Regions from separate parts of the Homo sapiens genome. Here region 1 is linked to region 2. A link is a loop called in an ENCODE intact Hi-C map of the cell type or tissue named here. Cell type or tissue: MCF 10A. All regions are shown on one strand. Each heading gives the region's core, and the rest is flanking DNA. Links, peaks and the distances in the headings are about the cores only. Region 1 overlaps BCKDHB (branched chain keto acid dehydrogenase E1 subunit beta). Region 2 overlaps LOC112267962 (a long non-coding RNA gene).

Region 1 (5,390 bases), core at 240-5,239, 400 kb after region 2:
GATTCTTCCAGGTGGTAGAGGGAAGCTAGAGATCTGAGGGGCTCTTAAAAAGATTTTCAACCAATTCTCCCTATTCTAAAGCCCCACTCCATTCATCCCTATTCCCAGAAGTACTTGATGTTGCCAATTCCTAAGCCTTTGGGCAATTCTTTAATGTAAACCAGGCTGGTTCTTGGCTGCCCCACTGCTCACTCCAGATTCTGTTTTTCCAAGCCTCCTAAGTCCTTTACCTTCCAGCTTCCAACATTTTCTTCAGGTTGTCTCCAGTCCCATTCTCCCCATCCCTGCGGATTTAGGCCTTGACAAAAGAAGATCCCTTGATATTTTAGTGGGGTTTTGGGAGGAACAAAAGTAGATGCCTATGTTCAATTGCTTCTTTTTCCAGAAGTCTCAGTTGCCATTTTCTATCAAAACTCTCAATGCACAATTTAATTCTGTCATTTAAATTCTAGCCTAAATAAAAGAAACGAAGTTACCAGGCGTTATTTTTATCATTTTATATTGTTATTTCATTCTTACACTGTTATTTTACTTCCATGTAATTTTGCTTTGGCCTATGTATACTATGATTTCCTTAAAGGCAGGGACCACATCTTTAAAATTTTAGTACCTTCCAGAGCAGTAGTTCTCAAACTTGGCCGCACATTTGAATCACTTGGGGACCTTTTAAACCTCCAACACCCTGGCCACATTCCATACCAGTAACTCCTAATCTCTGGGGTGAGACTGGCATGTCAGTATTGCAGCATATGGGCAAGGTAGGGAAGCAGTGCTGTGAAGCAAACAGTGTTGTAGCTGTCTGAAACCCATTTCAAATATTTATTCCACATATATACACACATACACACAACTGGAAGGCATCTACCTTCCTAGGATGGCATCTCCAACAAGCTCTTAGAGCTAATAAATTGGTCTCTGTAACCAGGAAAATAACCCAAGAGATCCCAGGGCATACTAAAGAAGTGCCTTAGCCTAGACAAAGCCTGGTGGTGTTTATTATACTTCAACAGTAACTACCTACTTCCTGTACCCACTGGTCAATGTGGTAATGGTATCAGTCAACACCAGCCTTTCTCTACTGAGCATATTTCAGCCCACTACTGTCTTGTAATCTCTTCACAACTTGTGAACAGTTGGTCCAGCAATCACATCACATGTGTCAGTGGAACCAAGGCTATTTTAAATGGCCAGCTTCCAGTTCTGCAGAAACTATAAAACTGACCCAACTAAATGAAACTGACAGAGTTGAGTTGCCAGGCAGCAGAAGCTCCAAAATATCTATAAGAGCAGCTTAAAGAACCATTCTAGTTGGAAACAAAAGCCAGTGGGCTTGTGTTAAACTTACATGTTCATAGCAAGCCCATTGTTTTTACTTAGATTTGATGTATGGATGAGGTGGTTTGGGGGAAAGTCCCCTCAAGCACTCCTGATACCACAATGTTAGCAAAGGCAAGGACCACTGATCCATATGTTGTTACTGCACCATCAACACAGGCTTTTGTGTGTATGCTCCAGAGGATGGACAACAGTCCACTCATGGCTGTGCACAATAAAGAAGAGGACAGGCAAGGCAAGACCCTGCCCAACTAACTGCTAAAGCCTCCACAAGAGAGATTCACAACAGAAAGATAGAGTCCATGTGATCTGGAAGGGAAAAAACACATCAAATGCTAACAGTTGGATCAAATCCCTTAGCAGTTTGGCAGAAATTAGAAACCAAAACAGACACAAACAATAGCAGAAGGGGATCTACAAAGATAAAACTGAACAAGAAAATCCTGATACGTTATGTAACTACGTACAACTCTCAGAAAGAACGCTGCCTATTCTCTGATCCTGTACTTCCCTGGAACATGGAGATATTCTAGGGAAAATGAAACGTGGGATGGAAAAAACAACAGCAGTGGCACTATACTGCTACAAGACAATTTAAACAGTGGAAGACTGTGCAGTAACTTGGCTGTTGCTCCCTTAGTAAAATGAATACTGTGCAGCTTAGGATCACTCAGACTGGTAAAATTGGGAACAAATTTTACTGAAATTTTACTTTACTGAAATCTTTCAATGTAATGGGAGTTTAAGCTGAGCCATGAACTACCTTCTACTTCATGCTTTAAGAAAGAAAGAGGGTGAGCTAGAAATGAGCGTGAATTAAGTTAATCTGGCCAGAAATGAATGAAGGGAATGCTTCATTGAGACTATTTGGCTCAAATTCTGCTTACAAGTGTCTAAGAGATATCAGAAGAGGCTGGGTAGGTTGGAAGTTCCCAAGATCCAGGTTCCCCTCCCGATTCACCTTCATCAAACTGCAGGATGAATTCAGTCATTACAGAGAACACAACTAGTGCATTAAATGTATGTCAAGATATCAAACTTTCTCTTTTCATATAAACAGTTATGCATTGTAATCAGAGTTGTAACTTTCTCTGACATATTGTATACTATAAAAGCTAAAAAGTTCTTGGACAGAAACTTTGCAGAATCTTTATTTGACAAAAGAAAAAGTGCCTTCTTCATGCAAATACCTAAGTTGCCTTACTGGACTTATGAATTTGTTAAGAACACGATAAGTTTTCCTTTTCAGGTCCATCCTATCAATGCTTAATTTAGATCTGAATAAATCCAGTGGGCTTATGCCATTTAATATGCTGTATTTCTGCCGTTGAATACAGAATTAAGATGTTCCTGAAGTGATTTTGAGTTTCCTTTTGAGTTTTGAGGAACATCCACTTTTTTAAAGAAAGAAATGCTCAAATTCATTGTCTATAGGATATTGATTAAGGATATACTACTAGGTTTGTGTGTTTCCTTTTGGCTTAGAAACAAGTTTCTTTGTTTCTGCTAGACTCCAAGCTGGCAAAGACCAGAAAACAGAAAAGATGGGTTAAATGAACAGCATGCCCAGAAACGGAGAAGAAATTCCTTATTACTAAAGATACTAGAGTTTCCAAGAGCCAGTATTACAGAATAAGAATCCTCTGACTAATTTATGATTGGCTAGATGCCACCACTTCTGGCTGGTGGCCAGAGGATCTAGAGGGGAAGGATGGCAGGATGCCACAAGAGAAGGTCAAGCATTTCACTGCTAAAGCCGCCTTTGGGTGTAGCTGCTCACCAGGAAACTGAAAACTTTTTGTCCAACAAGCTTCACAAGTGATTTCTTAGCACATGACATTTGCCAACCTTTACCTAACTGATCCTTCATCAACTCTGCCAATCAAAGCAACTGAGAAATCTCATCTATGTTAAATGGGAACAGAAAACAAAGCACTGTGCTCTAATTCTCTATGACTTTTGCATAGGCAGTCTCACTCAACAAATATCTGGCAAATGACATTAATACTGTCCTCCACGTAGAGCTGTTTTTATTGGCTCCTCCTAGTCTGACTGGAAAATAACTTTTCCTAGTGAACTTTATGATTATGTGACTTTATAACTGCATTAAAGGTGATAACAGTGGATTTCCAAGACAGAATTAGAGGCACAGAATGTATTGCTGTGTAATAACCTACACATTTAGATTCAAACTTCCTGAGACAGTTAAGTGACTTCAGGTAAGTGACAATATCAACTCAATGTCTGAGCACAGTGTCAACGTGAAGTTGCCATACAGCTGCTATGGCTATCACACATGCAACTCCTAGAAAGAGGAGCAGTTGAAATTTAACGGACTTTGTGATCTGTTTTAAGATGAACAAAACAGGATGGGAGAATCCAAGCATCCCCAGATATTGACCAATCTGAACTGCTCCATAAAATTGTTATACTGATCCTTTTTCAGCCCTGATAATTTTAGGAATCTAAATTGTCTGTATTTATTGATACTCTTCACTGGATTTCTTTTTAATTTTGAGAAATTTGGTAGAAATGTTACACTGATAATCTCCCAGACTTCTGAGAAATTGAAATCAAGGAATATGCGGCACTGTTTGAAAGAGAAAAAAATTTTTTCATAACTGGACTGATCTAAGCTAATCTAAGAATCTCCAAAATAGCAGTGGCAGCAGGCCCATTTTTAATTCCTTCACTGCATGTGGTTTTTCTTTAGAAAAGAAAAATGACTCTGACAAAAGATAAATAAACTTAATAGTCTTAAAGTTAGGTCAAAGAAACACAAAAGCAAAATGTTTTTCAATACTCCTCCTCCCCCAACACAGCCAATATTGCAGCATGGTAATCAAAAGCATGAATAGAGAGAGTCAGAGTAAGCACTACTGTATTTTTCAAATGTGTAAAAATCCCCAACTTTGTATTATTTTTATATGTTTTTATTCCCATTCCTGTGTCCCAAAGGGACTCCTATGGCCTTCTAAAAGGTATTATTAGATCTGAAAGAAAAGTGCTAAATATATAGCTATAGTACTTAATAGTTCTATGTTCTACTCTACCTTTACGTATGGGTCAGCTATACCTAGGAATGGCAGCAAGTCACACATTACCTGACATTCAACCTGAGCAATAATAGATAGACAGTATTTATAACTCATATTAGGATTAACATAATTCATCTTTTTAGTGGATAACATTATATGTTAAACTCTCTTAAAATTTCAATATATATTTGTATTTTATTTGATTTTATAATCTAACACTTATTACTCAATAAAATAAATTTCAACTACGTACATAGATTTCCTCAAGATCTATGGTTGAAATGGGAAGTTTAAAGCAAAAGAACAGGCTTGTAATCCAAAAATTATATCTGAATCAAAAAACAAGCAACTCCAAATACATAAGAAATGAAAATTCACTGGTCTTGATGTGCAAAAATTAGAAACTGAGCTGTCAAAAATAAAACAATTAAAATATCTAGGGTGTACTCATTCAAGAAATTCTAAATACTGAAGGGAAAAAAATGTCTGGGTTCCTCCCCCTGTTAAAGGCACCAGTCTAGAAGAGAATTTTCAGAAGACTAAGAATCAGGTTTGGGAAACTAATTTAGCAACATCTTTCATATTACGTGGATGTGTGGCTTGAGGATGTGGATGTCATATTTGATAATGAAAATATAAAACAAAGATCTTTTACTTTTCTAATACATATTGTTCTTAATAAAATACACATGGTCTCATTTTCTAATTCTTGTGATGCTTAAAAGATACATGAATCAATTTTATACTTTCTGACAATAATTATCTATAATCCCATTTTTCCTTGTTCACTTTAATCCAAGCCTATCTTCCAAGCCCCTATTGGTGCTCACATTTGAACATTTTTAAAAGCATGCCATTGTCAAATAAGATTGAGAAAAACTGGCTTAAGGTCATTACATTCTGACTGATACTTAAAATGTCAAAGAGAACACCTGTTGGTAGCTCTAACATTTATTGTGTAATCAATTAAATTGAAAACAATGGTTACAGAAGTAGCTCCAACCCCAGAACAACCTA
Region 2 (5,390 bases), core at 250-5,249:
TCAAGTGTCAATCCTCAACCCATATGAGTCATCCTCGGTATGTCCGTGGGCTCTGTCCCTATCAGCTGCTTCCTCACACTGTTACTATGAGACTTTCTTATGAAGCATCTATGGCTCAGTCTGACTAAACGCACTGCAGAGCAACTCCCTGCTAGATTCTTCTGGGTTCTCCATCCCAGGAAGCAGAGTTGCCACTGCTCGAGCGCTCACAGACTATTTGCTCCTCTCCCCCTACAGGCTGGAGGGGAATCCCATTTCAGTTTGTGACTGGGGTCGCCCAAACTCCCCGGCTTGTACATGTAATTCTCTGGGACTTAAAAATGTTTTTCTCACTTTTACTTATTTCATAGTTCTCCAATTTTTAGGATTTAGGCCCAAATCCTAAGAGTCTGACACTTACAGGAGACATAGGAACAGAATAAATAGGAGAAGCAAGACAGTTGTAATAGAATAAAGACTGATAGAGAGTGCTGTACACTGGGAAGGGAAAGAACCTCAAAAAGCATTAATATTAAAAATTTTTTAACTGTGGAGGCCAAACAACACACTTATTTGGGTCAATGGTACAGCAGGCTTCGCATTTGTGAGCATAGTTGAGGTTAATGGAAAACAAAGATGTTTTATGCTTTCCTCTTGGCTATTCATCAGGAATTGAGTATAGTGCATGCTCTGTTTTCATGAAGACAAGAATTGTTTTGCTAGTCTTCTTCACTGTTGTATCCTTAGCAGGTAAAACAGTGCTTGGCACACTATAGATGCACTCAGTAAATATCTGCTGAATGGCTGAATGAATAAATAACTGAATACATAACAGAAACAAGTACATTATTGTCTTAAAATATTATCCAGCCCTACTATCTTTAGTCTGTGCAAATCACACTGATGATTAAATGCCACATTGTATAGAAGAGTAAATGGCACACTGACCAAATATAAAGCTCTCACAAGTCTATATATATATCCATAAGGGCCCAGCCCTCTTCCTTGCTGATATGGTTTGACTCTGTGTCCCCACCCAAATCTCATGTCGAATTGTAATCCCTAGTATCGGGTCAGGGACCTAGTGGGAGGTGATTGAATCGTGGGGGAGGACTTGCCCCTTGCTGTTCTCATAATAGAGTTCTCAAGAGATCTGGTTGTTCAAAAGTGTGTGGCACCTTCCCCTTTATTCTTTCTCTTCCACCTGTTTCAGCCATGTAGCACGTGCCAGCCTCTCCTTTGCCTTCCACCATGATTGTAAGTTTCCTGAGGCCTCCCAGCCATGCTTCCTGTATAGCCTGTGGAAACGTGAGCCAATTAAACCTCTTTTCTTTATAAATTACTCAGCCTCAGGTAGTTCTTTACTACAGTGTGTGAATTGACTAATACACTTGCTCTACCCTCCATACCACTCCCTGGACACAGCAGTAAAATTGTAACTTCCTGATAAAATGTTGAATGTACTGGACTGAGGCTAAATTAGACAAATATGTTTACATCTGAGTATAGCCTATGTGGTGGCTAAAATAAAACAGAAGCTTAGGGTATTATTACAGATTTCAGTGGTTTCAAAGAAAGTCAAGAAATAGCCTGAGGAACCCAAGCTTAGAAGCTGAAAACTTGATCTGAACTAATTTGTGCTGTGCTTCTTTCATTCACTAAAAAGCTGTCTAACTCCCTTGGGAAAAATTATCACTGTATTTCTACCACCTATTCGCCTGTCTTCTACAGTCAGGCTCAGGAGTTCATGGCTTTCTGCCTGCAGCTTCCTCTTTTATCTGAGGCTATTCTATGAGGTCCCAAACCACTGGAAAGAAAGAAAACTAATCTTCTCTGATCTGCATGGTTGCTTCCACCCGTGAATTGCTTCCCTTGGTGAAGCATTAAGCATTAAGCCAGGAGCACACGAGCTCTGATAAAACACTCTGGTGGAAGAGAGATTTGCTATTGCAGCTGTTCATTATTTGTGAACTTCTCCAGTGTTTGTCCTATTAATATTGTCCAGTTCCAGGAACATTTTGGTAAGAGGAAAGAGTATTTTGAAGTCCATGTGTCCTTAAGCACGAATAGTCACTGCTCATTCCTACTTTGTAGCAAGGATCATCTCCAACTATTTGGGCCTCATGGCCTCCATTTCCATTTAGTGCACTTTGTAACCTTCCTTCTCATGTACCCACTAATCCAGGACTTTTTATCATTTGTACTGCTGCTGTTGGGAGACAATATACAAGAGGTGTGACTTGCAGCATAGTGTGATAGAAAGAGCATGAGATGTGAGGTTAGGAGACCTGGGTTGGACTTACATTTCTACCCGTTACTCACACGGATTTGTTTAATTGCCAACCTTCTAAAATACATGCCTTAGTGAAAATTGAAAAAATATAGCAGGATGGCTGTGAGGTGCACATGAGATAAAAATAAAAATATGAGAAGGAACTTTGTAAGAAGAACAATAAAAATGCTAGTCATTGCTGTTGATAGTATTAACACTATTAGTAGGAACAGAGTGGGAGGCAAGAAGGAAGATGGTGAGTGGGAAATTAAGTGTGCTAGTAACAGAAAAGACAAAAGTGGGAGTCCCAGGACTCTTTGATACATGGTAGTTGGTTGGGGGAGGATGTGGCATCAGGGAACAAGGGCTGACTAATCCTCATATGAGTAATCTGCTAGGTATTGCCCCAAAAGAAGAGAATGAACAACTTGGCCTGCAAAAGGGAGGGTGTGGAAAGGTGAGGCATGCAATTTGAGACTTTAACAGTTTGTGGTCTCTTTTCAACATAGCAGTCACCCTAACATTGCTGGAGGAGGAGGAAGAAATTTGAACATAATATAAGGAATATAATAAGTAAGCCTGAGATAAAATGATGACTGAGATCATGCTGGTCCTTCCTGTAGTTTATGGTTAATAACATAAAGTACTTTTTAATCCCTTCTGCTGTCAGCCCCAACTCACTAAGACCTAGGTTATGACAAAGATAGCCAGTTGCCTACAGAAAGACCTGTTCTCTCCCATCCTTCTCAGTACCCTTATTTTTCCCTGGGTATATTGCCACCCAAAACAAAAGGCTACATACCCAGACACTCTTACACTTGGGTGTAGGGAGAGGGCTAATTTCTGTTCATGACATATAGTGAAAATGTTTGTCAGACTTTAAGTAGGTCCCTCGGAACTGACTCAACTGGGAGTGTTTCTTTCATGGCCTTCTGCCATTCTTCCTTTCTCTGGCCAGCTACATGGACATGATATCTGGGCATCCAATCCTCTACCACCACTGTGCTGTTTCTTATATCAGACATAGTTGAGGTCCCATCAATCAATCTACATTTGCTCAGACACCATCCCCAGAAAACAATGATGTGTTATTACGCTCTTCTTTTCTGGGGATGGTGTTTGAGCAAATGTAGACTGATTGCTGGGAGCTCAACTATGTGTGATCATAATGACCATCACACCACTCCAAGCAAAACCAAGGCAAAGGGAAAAAGATCCTTGATGGCAGTATGTATCTTACAAAATAGAGCTTTTCCAAAAAGATTCAGGTTGTGAGGATAAGAGAAGATAGAATCTACAGAAGATAATTACCCTAGTTAGGTGAAGGCTTTCTACAGTCTAGAGATTAAGATGTGTACCAGGTCCAACAGCCTTATAGTCTTATAAAGCAATGCATGAGATAAGAAAGAAATAGACCTTTGAGTCTGTGATGCTTAATATTGAGTGTCAACTTGATTGGATTGAAGGATGCGAAGTATTGTTCCTGGGTGTGTCAGCGAGGGTATGTCCAAAGGAGATTAACATTTGTGTCAGTGGACTGGGAGAGGCATGCCCACCCTCAATCTGGGTGGGCACCATCTAATCAGCTGCCAGAGTGGCTAGAATAAAACAGGCAGAAGAAGGTGGTAGAAGCTGACTTGCTAAGTCTTCCAGACTTCATCTTTCTCCCGTGCTGGACGCCTCCTGCCCTTGAACATCAGCCTCCAAATTCTTCAGCTTTTGGACTCTTGAACTTACACCAGTGGTTTTCCGGGGCTCTCTGGCCTTTGGCCATATACTGAAGGCTGCACCATTGGCTTCCCTGCTTTTGAGGTTTTAAGGATTTGGACTGGCTTCCTTGCTCCTCAACTTGCAGACAGCCTATTATGGGACTTCACTTCCTGACTGTGTAGGTCAATTCTCCTTAATAAACTCCCCTTCATATATACATCTACCCTATTAGTTCTGACACTCTAGAGAACCCTTATTAATACAGAGTCTGAAGACAGGAAAGAAAAGTTCACCTCTGACAACTACTTACTATAATGCACAGAAAAATATCTGAAAAATTAACCAAATTGTTTTTCTTTCTTTGCTGGGTTTTTTGTTGTTGTGGGGGTTTTTTGTGTTAGTTTTATTGTTGTTGCTACTGTTGTTGTTTTTGTTCTTGTTGTGATACTATTGTTTTTCTGACATCACCCAAAAGATACAAAAAAGGTAGTCTCTGACACAGGAGCAGAAAGCTATAAAAAGTGCAAAAGTTAAGCTGTAAAAACTTTAGAATGAGATTTAAAATAAACATAATATGAGAGTTTCAAAAAACTTTAAAACAGTAGGGTTCACAAAACTTTAAAAATAGTAGAAAACTGTCAGGCACATTGATAGTGGCAAATAGTAAAATATATGTTGGAAATTGAAAATAATGATATAATAATAATATAATAACACATTTAAGAAGCACTCTTAATATGTAGAATATGAGGAAAAAAGAGGAAAATGATGGAGGAAAGAGAATTGATATGGCAGACAGAGACTATGGAACCAACATTCAAATAATTGTTACTCAGAGAAAAAGTAAATAAATTGGACAAAAACAATAATCAAAGATATTACAAAAGAAAAGTTTCCTGAATTTTAAAAAAGGGCCATCAAGAAGAGAAATAATGATATATCATACCTATTTTTATTTAAAAAAAAGCAAGTATAAAAGTCTAGATACAAAATGTATATACGTAATACACACAAGCACAAAAATGATACTTGCCTCAAATTTCCCCTCTAAAATACAAAAAGCTAAAAAACTATGGTGAAAATGTAGTTTTCTAAAGGCTATAAAGATATAATCAAATACAACATTTACCCAGCTAAAAATATGGGGAAAAGTATTCTGATATGCACTTATGGAAATCAAATAATAAAAAAGAAAATTACTATAAAGGAAATATGTAATTACTGTGATGGAAATAAGATTACTACAGTGGAAAAATGGAAAAATCTAGGTTAAATATAAGATTATCTAAGACATTATCAAAATTATTTCAAGGAGCAAAAATATGCTAAGAACCATGAAAAATAATGAAACAGTTATCAAAATGTACCTCTGATATAACCACTGAGACCAGTAAATTCAATATAAAATTTAATAAATAAGTATCATGCT

What was found. Peaks named below come from ENCODE experiments on the same cell type or tissue, not always from the same donor. Only the 100,000 strongest peaks of a DNase experiment are listed, where the experiment ranks them.
Region 1: a loop joins it to region 2, with 2.5 times the contacts of the local background. A loop is called at or near these places in 1 of 110 quality-filtered maps.

Annotation. Positions count from the first base shown.
Region 1 is chr6:80,141,428-80,146,817 of GRCh38, reverse strand. All of the region lies in intron 3 of BCKDHB (branched chain keto acid dehydrogenase E1 subunit beta), which reads right to left. Among named protein-coding and RNA genes, the nearest start is that of BCKDHB, 37 kb to the right of the region's middle. In MCF 10A, for the core only: no CTCF peak of the experiment used is centred there; a DNase peak (open chromatin) is centred at 3,037.
Region 2 is chr6:80,538,638-80,544,027 of GRCh38, reverse strand. The region is part of intron 1 of LOC112267962 (a long non-coding RNA gene); the gene reads right to left. All of the region lies in intron 1 of LOC105377869 (a long non-coding RNA gene), which reads left to right. Among named protein-coding and RNA genes, the nearest start is that of BCKDHB, 430 kb to the right of the region's middle. In MCF 10A, for the core only: no CTCF peak of the experiment used is centred there; a DNase peak (open chromatin) is centred at 2,647.